Regions from separate parts of the Homo sapiens genome. Here region 2 is linked to region 1. Evidence: read pairs that join two places in POLR2A ChIA-PET (ENCODE). Cell type or tissue: HepG2. All regions are shown on one strand.

The links. ChIA-PET counts read pairs that join two places held together with the same protein. Peaks named below come from ENCODE experiments on the same cell type or tissue, not always from the same donor. Only the 100,000 strongest peaks of a DNase experiment are listed, where the experiment ranks them.
Region 2: POLR2A ChIA-PET joins it to region 1 with 14 read pairs; 4 of 35 experiments call an interaction of 5 or more read pairs at or near these places.

The regions. Positions count from the first base shown.
Region 1 is chr6:131,893,215-131,898,214 of GRCh38, forward strand. It overlaps ENPP1 (ectonucleotide pyrophosphatase/phosphodiesterase 1), which reads left to right. Exons shown (of 25, transcript NM_006208.3): 25 at 1-1,941. Among named protein-coding and RNA genes, the nearest start is that of CCN2-AS1, 6.2 kb to the right of the region's middle. RefSeq lists an enhancer at 2,011-2,155 and a cis regulatory region at 2,077-2,090. In HepG2, no CTCF peak of the experiment used is centred here; DNase peaks (open chromatin) are centred at 1,717, 2,047 and 3,597; H3K4me3 peaks cover 672 bases.
Region 2 is chr6:131,760,776-131,765,775 of GRCh38, forward strand. No RefSeq gene overlaps it. Among named protein-coding and RNA genes, the nearest start is that of MIR548H5, 29 kb to the right of the region's middle. In HepG2, no CTCF peak of the experiment used is centred here; DNase peaks (open chromatin) are centred at 2,386, 3,096, 3,756 and 4,536; H3K4me3 peaks cover 69 bases.

The DNA.
Region 1 (5,000 bases):
TTAAATGGATAGATGTCTGTTCCCTTTGCTGGACGCCAAGAATACAAAAAAGAACAAGTGACAATTTTCTCTGTCTTAGGGAGAAGAGACAGCAGAAGTGTAAATGATCCCTAAAGAGTGATAGATGTTATCATGAAGCCACAGGAGGGGTGCCAGGCTGCACAAAAGAGACACTGGATGCTTCTTGGTAGTAGAGGCAGTGGCTTCCCAGCCTTGGGGCTAAGGCTTGTAGGGTGAATTGGAACTTTTCAGATGAGCAAGGCAAAGAAGGGACCTTCTAACATTCCTTGGATGGAACATTTTTGACATTTTCCCATTTACAGCTACTTATATTTTCTACAAGTGTCACTGTGACCAACTTATGTACACATACTTTTTCTTGCTTAGTTATAATAATCTGTTCTTAAAGAAAATGTCAGTCTCTACATTCTATGCTGACTGTTAAGGAAAGAGCACCCACATCTGCTCCTACTTAGCTTTTTTTCTGTGGTTCTTACACAGTATTCCTTTTTTTCTTTTCTTGAAAGAGACTCCTCCTTTCTTTTCTTTTCTTGAAAGAGTTTTAAACAGATAAGATGGCAAAAGTGACTGATCTCTACTCCCCCAGTTTGAATGGTAAATTTGAATGGTAAATTCCCATGAACATATATGGAAATGTCTTTATCCTACTTTCTCCAATAAAGGCTGTTCTTAGCTTTTCAAATGCAAAGTGAAACCTTTATTTATCTTGATTTCTTTTTTTTTTTTTTTTTTTTTTTTTTTTTTGAGATGCTCTGTCACCCAGGCTGGAGTGCAGTGGCAAGATCTTGGCTCACTGCAAGCTCCGCCTCCCAGGTTCACGCCATTCTCCTGGCTCAGCCTCCCGAGTAACTGGGACTACAGGCACCTGCCGTCACGCCTGGCTAATTTTTTGTATTTTTAGTAGAGAATGGAGTTTCACCGTGTTAGCCAGGATGGTCTCGATCTCCTGACCTTGTGATCTGCCCGCCTCGGCCTCCCAAAGTGCTGGGATTACAGGCTCGAGCCACTGCCTCCAGCCTATCCTGATTTCTACTGTCATGCCTCACATCAGTCCTTTTTTTTTTTTTTGAGACAGAGTCTCGCTCTGTGGCCCAGGCTAGACTGCAGTGGCATGATCTCGGCTCACTGCAACCTCCACCTCCGGGGTTCTAGCAATTCTCCTGCCTCAGCCTCCTGAGTAGCTGGGATTATAGGCGCATGCCACACCTGGCTTTTTGTATTTTAGTGGAGATGGGGTTTCACTGTGTTGCTCAGGCTGGTCTTGATCTCCTGAGCTCAGACAATCCCCCCGCCTTGGCCTCCCAAAGTGCTAGGATTATAGGCGAGAGCTGCTGTGTGCTTCTTAAGTGAGGTAAGTAACTTCCATAGAAAATTTCCATCAGTTCATTCATGAAAGAACAAAGAACCTGGCAAAACTTAAAAAAACGTTTCCAAGAATCAGATAAAAGAGGACAAACCTTAGGGAGAAGAAGGCAGCTGCTCATTTCCAGCAGGGGAAGTAGCTGCATAGAGTACAAGGACTGGTAGGCCTGTTGGCTGTTCCTGTTTAAGGAGACAAGATGGGCATGGAACAGGGACCACCCCCTCCTCTGGGAGAAGCTGTTACCCCCTTCACTTTTCCTCCTCTGTCATTACCCACAATCACTCTCCTTCTTTGCGCTATGGTAGGTGTTTACCCATCATAGGAATGGGCATTTGAACTTTGAAACTGAATGTGGTGATTACACTTCATGCTGAAGCTTTTCACATGAGTGCTTTCATAAGCATTAAGTAAAATTTTATAATGACTGCAGTCCAAGGACATTTTCCCTGGTTTTTGGCCAGTCTAAATATTGTAAGAGAGAGAGAAGAAAAGTGTACGGAATATAATTGTCTCTAAGCTAAGAAATGTGGATGTTCAAATAAAACATACGTACAGAACTCTGGCTGCTTTCCTTTGTGGCTTTGTGTGTGGAGGATGGGTAGGATCATGGGCGATGGTGCTTCTCTGCAGACATGAAACTGAGTCCGAGGGTTGTTGACAGTTAACCACAGCTGTAATGCTGAAAGGCAAAAGAATCCAAAGTTCATTTCAGGTTCATAGAGTAAACACTTCTGATCTGTGACCTATATCCTTGTTCTTGGTATTTTAATTATATTTAGTCATACTTCCAGGTAAAAACAAATGACAGGCATATATATTCTTTAGTATTTAGAATGGTCTGGAACCAGACTTGGAACTTCTATAGATTCTTTTAATGTGAAATTTTTGTATTTATCCTCTCCATTATAGTGATTGAACAAAAAAATGTTTACTAGAAATCATATTCATACCAGAAAACAGATATGTGAAATACATTTTAATCTACTAGAAATGGAAGAATCCTTGGAAGAGGCATTATACTCATGGGATGTCAAAAGGAAGGAATATAAAAGAAGCCTCTTTCATCCTACTCAATGCTGTTGTTTTAAATTTAACTTTTTACTTGCCTGTAACTTCTCGATTCAAGGGATAGTTTTAGGATTTTAATTAAAATGACATTTTAAATGATATATCAGAAATTCAGAACTCAGAATGGAATATACTTTGGCTTTCACATAGTAGAGATACAAAATAATTGAAGAAATATATAGGAAATAAATTTTTTACAGTGTCTCATACAGTGTCTCATAATTTTGCCCCACAATGTTTAGATATTTTTCACTGTTAAAAAATGTATGCATTTACTTAGATGGCATTATGCTGGCTGTGACATAAAGGAAATAAAACAGGGATCTCTGAACCGAAAGTTTATAACTTAACTAAAAATTCTAAAGGATTTTAAATTAGACTGAAATTTTCTCAGTCCAATGAATGGATCTTGTTCAAATTTTTATAGTTTAAAAAATCACTGGCTGGGCACGGTGGCTCACGCCTGTAATCCCAGCACTTTGGGAGGCCAAGGCGGGTGGATCACGAGGTCAGGAGATCAAGACCATCCTGGCTAATATGGTGAAACCCCATCTCTACTAAACACACACACACACACACACACACACACACACACACACACACACACACAAAATTAGCCAGGCGTGGTGGCAGGTGCCTGTAGTCCCAGCTGCTCGGGAGGCTGAGGCAGGAGAATGGCATGAACCCGGGAGGCGGAGCTTGCACTGAGCCGAGATGGCGCCACTGCACTCCAGCCTGGGTGACAGAGCAAGACTCCATCGCAAAAAAAAAAAAAAAAAAAAAAAAAAAAAAAAATTCTTATGACACCTACAATTTTGGATTCTCTGTTATATTCTATATCTTGACACAATGTTACTGTCTGGAGAGTTAACCACTTGTACTAAGGTCCAAACAGAAACAAGATGGTAAATCTATGGGTCTTTTGTCTGTGTACTTGTTCATAAGCTATCTCTACAGGTTTACTCAACAGCACACTTTAAGATATTGGCACTGGAATAGATTTTCCCAGCTCAGGGTTGACAGTAGATTTCAAAGCTGAGCTTACTCTGTGTCAGGCATTAGGGGTAAGTTGGAGAACAGGGCAGGTGGAATGCCTGCCCCCTTGGTGCTCTCTTGTCAATGTTTTACCTTTATTTCAAGGTCCAGCCCAAAGCCATATCCTTAGGATCCATTGTTTATGTGGTCAGACTTTCCCAACATTGGTGGTAACAGACAGTACATGCCCTCAGTCTAGTTCTTGTTATGTATTATGGTTGCAATACAACTACAGATGTGTAATGCAGTTGATTATTCCATAACCCATACACAGTGTTGGTAGATGGCACCGTGGCCTATTAAGAAATTTTACCCAGGACCCAGACTCCAAATCCAAATACACAACTTGCTAAAAGCAGTCTTTGCAAGCTTAACACGAAATAAAATAATTTCAAAGTGGTGTGGTTATAGGTATAAGAGGATTGTTAGCTTCCACTTGGGGTTTCCAGGGACCTGGCGGGATCTTATCCTACAGAGAACACCAACCTCTTAAGGAAACTGGGAAGCCCAGAGAAGCTGCGCCACCTAAACATTTCCCAGCCTGTGATCCTGTAAGAAAAGAAAAATAGCTCAGGGCAGCCTGAGCTGTGTGAGGCATGTAGAATTTATTAGGCCCAGAGAGATGTGAGTGTGAGACTTTATTCTTACCACCCACCTCCCGCCATGCCTAGGGGCAGTTGTTTAAAGTCATTTCATTCCTTATTAGCTGCCTCACTCATTATCCTCACATGCCTGGAGTTTGTGATGCAAAGAACAATGTATAGCAAGTTATGTTGTAACAATGTATAGCAAGCTTATGTTACGTTGATGTAACTTCTTGGTAAACAATTTAGGAACTGCCTCTTTTTTCCTTTAAAAACTCACTTGTAACTGCTGCTAATTGGAGCACACATTCAGGGCAAACTTGAATCCATCCCTCTGGGTTACAATTCTCAAAACTGGCCCAAATAAACTCTGCTTATATTAAGTTTCCTTCAGTTTTTTCTTTTAGGTTAACATCAGTTACATTTGCTTAGACTGTATACTTTGAGCATATTCCTGAAAACTGTAACCCTGATGAGATTTATGTGTCCCAAGTGTGCTGTTTCACAAGTGTAATCACCTGATGGGTTCTTCCTGCCCACTGACTAGACAAAACCAATTCACTGAGATTGTGACATTGTAGTAAAGAAAGCATTTAGTTAATGTTAATCTAGCTACATGGCTCAGAGGTTAGGGTTTTTCAAGGATAGCTTAGTAGGCATGGGACTGGGGAATGGGTACTGCTGATTGGTTGGGGAGGCAATTATAGGGGTGTGAAAACAGTCCTCATGCATTGAGTCCACCTCTGAGTGGGAGACCACAGGATTGGTTAAGTCATGAGTCATGGGTCCAGGTGAAGTCAATTGCCAGAATGCAAAAATCAGAAAAATGTATCAAAATATCAATCTTAGGTTCTACAATAGTGACATTATCTATAGAGACAATTGAGGAAGTCACAAATTTGCTTCACTGGATTGAGTGAAGACAGCCA
Region 2 (5,000 bases), 130 kb before region 1:
GCTATAAATATTTACTGTAAACAGAGAAATATTGATAGGCAAAAGAAATAAGCATTCATGGTACCATCAAGCAGAACAAATCACCACTAATATCAGGATGTGTATCCTTCTAGCACTGCTTGTATAGGGTCATAGTCTGTGTATTGATTATTATCTGTACCTATTTCCAAGCACTGTACCAAGTGCTCTGCATACATTATTTCATTTAACCTTTCCTTTATACTATGAGGTAAATGCTATTTTACAGATGTAGAAACTCTTGGCTATTCAAAGGGGGAGTAGAATTGAACCCTTTGGAACAACTGTAGCTATCCAGACAGACCCTGGCCTACTCTGAAGAATCCCATGAAGAGGTTTCAGGGACATCAAGAAATCTAGACCAAATTCAAATCTCCTAATATACTCAGGAAATAATTTGGAAGTATCCAACATAAAAAGAGTCATCTGCATGTAACAGAATGTATCCTCATACTTGGTCAGTTTCCAAACATGAAAGCGTTAAGGTTGCCAAGGGAAGAACCAACCTGTCACAACCAAAATACTCTATGTGGCTGTGTTTGAAGCTTACCTGTCTTTGGTAGATTTGTTAGAGCAGTTAGCATTATTAATACTAATTACTACAACGATTGATGATAGTGGTGGTTTCAAAAAAGAATACGAAAAGGCAACATGATGAAGTGAAAATATCTTTTGCTATAAAAAGCACACAATATAACACTTTCCAGCTTTAACAAGCTATGTACTATTTCATCGTGTTTAACTTTAAGTCTGCTTAACAGACGTACTGTAGATTTGGGAAATGTGAAAACTTTTTTCCAAATGAAATTGTTAAAGGCAAATCTATGATATATGACTCACCTACAAGACTTCCAAGAAACCAGTACTCCTGGATTTCCTTACACGTGGTGATTCAGTCTTCCAGGATGTTTAAGCAGTTGTCCTAGAAGGTGGGTGGCAAAGAAAAACTAACAGAAAAAAGTAAAGAATAGAATATGTCTATTTCTGCTATTTGCACCTATTTTTTGGACTATCTGATATTTTAGTTTTTCATTTTCAAATCTATGATTTGTGGTAATTCACTTTGAGATGTGTTATGAAGGACGACTGGAGCCATTAGGAATTCAGTCTTTTTAAGTAGATCCTTCCTTCCTTCCTTCCTTCCTTCCTTCCTTCCTTCCTTCCTTCCTTCCTCCCTCCCTCCCTCCCTTCCTCTCTCTCTCTTTCATTCTTTCTTTCTTCCTTTCTTTCTTTTTCTTTCTTTTTTTTCTTTTTGAGACAGAGTCTGACTCTGTCGCCCAGGCTGAAGTACAATGGTGCAATCTCAGCTCACTGCAACCTCTCTCTCCTGGGTTCAAGCGATCCTCGTGCCTCACCCTCCTGAGTAGCTGGGACTACAGGCCCATGCCACCACACCTGGCTTATTTTTTCTGCATTTTTTTAGTAGAGATGGGGCTTCACCATGTGGGCCAGGCTGGTCTTGAACTCCTGGCCTCAATTGATGTGCCCGCCTCAGCCTCCCAAAGTGCTGGGATTACAAGAATGAGCCACCACATTCGGCCTGGTTTTTTTTTTTTTTTTTTAAATATTTTGTTCTTGGTCTTTATTGTGTTCTCACTGTCACCCCTGCCCCCGCTGCCCCGGCCCCGTTAACTCCCCTGGTTTCAGGTTGTTGGATGTCACTTCTCACTTTGCTGTTGTGTGACTGCCTATACCAGCCCTGCCTGTCACTTTTCTCACTTGTCTCACAGAGATGGTGTTATGGGCTGACTTGTGTTCCACTCAAAATTCATATGTTGAAGTCCTAACCCCAATACCCCAGAATGTGACTGTATTTGAATGTAGGGTCTTTACAGAGGTAGTTAAGTTAACAGGAGGTCATTAGGATAGCTGTAATCCTATATGACTGGTGTCCTTATAAGAAGAGAGAATTTAGACACAATTACAGAGGGAAGATGACCTGAAGACTCAGGGAGAAGACTGTCATCTACAACCCAAGAGAGAAGCCTGGGACAGATCCTTCCTGAAGAAACCAGCCCTGCTACACCTTGATTTTGGACTTCTAGCCTCCAGAACTGTGAGAAAATAAAATTCTATTGCTTAGACCACATAGTCTGTGATATTTTGTAATAATAACCCTAGCAAACCAACACAGGTTGATTTGGAAATCATCTAACAGGTTACTTAATACAATAAAAACTATTAATAGACTTGTGGTTGTAGAGTATAAGAACAAATCTACAGCAAGCTCCTATGAGCTTCATGCTGTGAACACTGGCTATGTCAAATCATTTTATGCTGCCTTCTTAGATGCAAGTATTCATTCATCCCATTATTTACTCAATCAATGAATATTTACTGAATCCTTTCTACATACCAGACATTGAACCAGACATGGCTCAATGAGGACTTGGTGTAGCCCTTGCGGGAGCTTACAGTCTCAGAGAGGGAAACAGTCATGTAAAAATGAGTCGTGGTAAAATACTACAAGTGTTTAGGATACTAATGAAGTGAGAAAAAATAGATCAGATGGTCTTGAATTCTGGAAGGTGAGCTCACCAGATAGTTGAATTCCAAATACATGCAATGTTATGGTGTGTGTGTGTGTGTGTTTGTGGTGTGTCTACCTACCTACCTATGTCTTTTGACATATGAGCACACTCTCTCACATTCTGCTTGGTTTCAATGCCTGTTGCAAACTTACAGAGATAAGTGGATTATGATGGAGTGGGAAGTAGCAGTTAGAAGACATGTGTTCATATCTGGCCTCTGTTATTTATCTAACCAAGTGACCACAAACAAGTCACTCAGCTTTTCTGAGCCTCAGTACCTTCCAAACTGGTTGTTTGGGGAATTAAATGAGATGTCAAGGGCTTTGAAAAGTATAAAATCTTAAATAGTCCAATTATGATTTATTGAGAAAAAAATTGGATCTTCTCAGGAAAATAAATAGTTAAAATTAATAAGTGGCAAATGAAACCAGAGCTAAACCAGGTATAGGGAACATGTTGTTATCTATACTTATTCTAGGTATTTCAGGTATTAAGTGACTTCTTGTGTGCAAAGTTTGGTTTTCATTGTGTTTACTATGGCGATACTGGTCAGTGGTGCTTCCTGCTTGGTTGGAAAGTTGAATATTTATTACCCCATGTATGTAGGGGTAGTTGAGGATGCTCTTAGTCAGATTAGGGACATCCTCTGATGGGCAATGCTGCTTTGTGGTTAGACACATGGACTCTACAGCTAACTCTAACAAGGAACTTAACCTTTTCTTGTGAAAATGAAGATAAAAATGATATCTGCTTTATTATAGCATTATTATGAAAATTAAATAATCCAAAATTAAAGCACTTAGGAGAGTGGCTTGCACATAAGAGCAATTTAAGTGTTAGATTAATAAATTCTGCATCTCCGAAGCATCAGCGTTTACCAACAACTGTAGGTAAGATTTTACACCCAAGGCTGGCTTTTACTCTGCTGCCTTAGCACTAGCAATGAGTTCTCAGAAAACCCCTGGACTCTCCACTCTTCGGTGATAATAATCCCTCTGTTACTGCCTCATTTTACAAGTTTGGGGTGGGGGCAACAGAGTAACAATTGTTTACGTCATCATCCATGAACTGTAAAAATCCCAGTGCGGGGTCTCCTGGAAAAGCAATGAAACTGCCTCCTCCTTCTCCTGAGATTATTTTTGGGCTCATTGGTTTGCTCTGCTCCTGTAAAAGGGCTTTGTGGTGCTTTCGACATCTCTGGTGAAACTGCTACTGAATACAATCTTTCACAAGGGCAGTGTTTCAAAGCTTTAATAATGAGCTGGCTTGAGCTTTGGCAATTTATCTTTAAGTAATAATTGGCAAATGCTCAAAAATGCATGAATGATACTTGTTGTGATGTTGCTTAAAGTAATAGTGAAAAGCGAGGAATGATCTAAAGGTTGGACATAGGGGGCTGATTAATACATGATGACACCATATATTGATAGAGCAGTAAAATAAGATAAATTTCTATTTTTATATGAAAAATTGTTTTTGATATGTTGTTAAGTAAAAAGCAAGTCACAAAGCCATAGGTAGAATTTGATCCAATTTTATTTTTTTAAAAAAGAGGTAACTTTTGTTTGTTTATATTTGAATAGAACAAGTTTTGAAGAATCTGTACAAAAATATTAATGGTAATGACCTCTGCATAGTGGTATTTTGAGTGGTTTTAATTTAACTGTGTTCTTTTTGCTTACCTGTATTTTCTAAATTTCCTGCAATGACTATGAATGGAATGCCTAAGGGTAAGAAAGGAGGAAAATATCTTAAAAAGGAACTTCATCGGTTTGGCTAGTTTTTGTCATCAAGTTATTTGGACAAAAAAGTGTCTGTGCATTCCAAGAGGGCCATAGCTCGCCTTAGGAACATCACGCTTTCCTGCTGACTCTACAGAAGGGCAAATGCCTGTGGCTTATGTGAAGGCTGATGGTGTAAACTTGAGTGCTGAAAAGTGGTACAATGGGTATTTACCTCTTCCTGCCTCCCTCCCCTTCCTGCCCACATTATCCTCAATGGAAAAGAGGATATCTATTGCACAAGGTCGAAAGTACTCTACTATCTAAGGTCTCATGAGGGAGAAAAGGAGAGAACAATCCTTATCGCGACCTAGTAATCAATGGTGAGCTCTCTAAACCACAATGGCTCTCTTTTGCTAAACTAATTATCTTGGCTGAAAGAATATCTTTGAGCTTCTCCCAACAGACAAGTCTCAGTGATCAGGATAGCAGTTTGGAGCATTTGGCTAACAACTCCTAAGGGTGCTGCCAAAAGGGCTCCTAAGCCTGTTCTCAGGCTTTTCTGGCAGATTTTCAAAGCCCAGAAATCGGAAAAAATACAAATGGAAATAACAGAAAACTACAAGATTCCTCTCTCTCAGTGCTTCCTCAGCCAGCCTGACGCTCTTCTTCCAGGCTGAGCTGCGGCCCTGGCTGTCAGGGAATGAGCTGGAAGACCTGATCTTACACC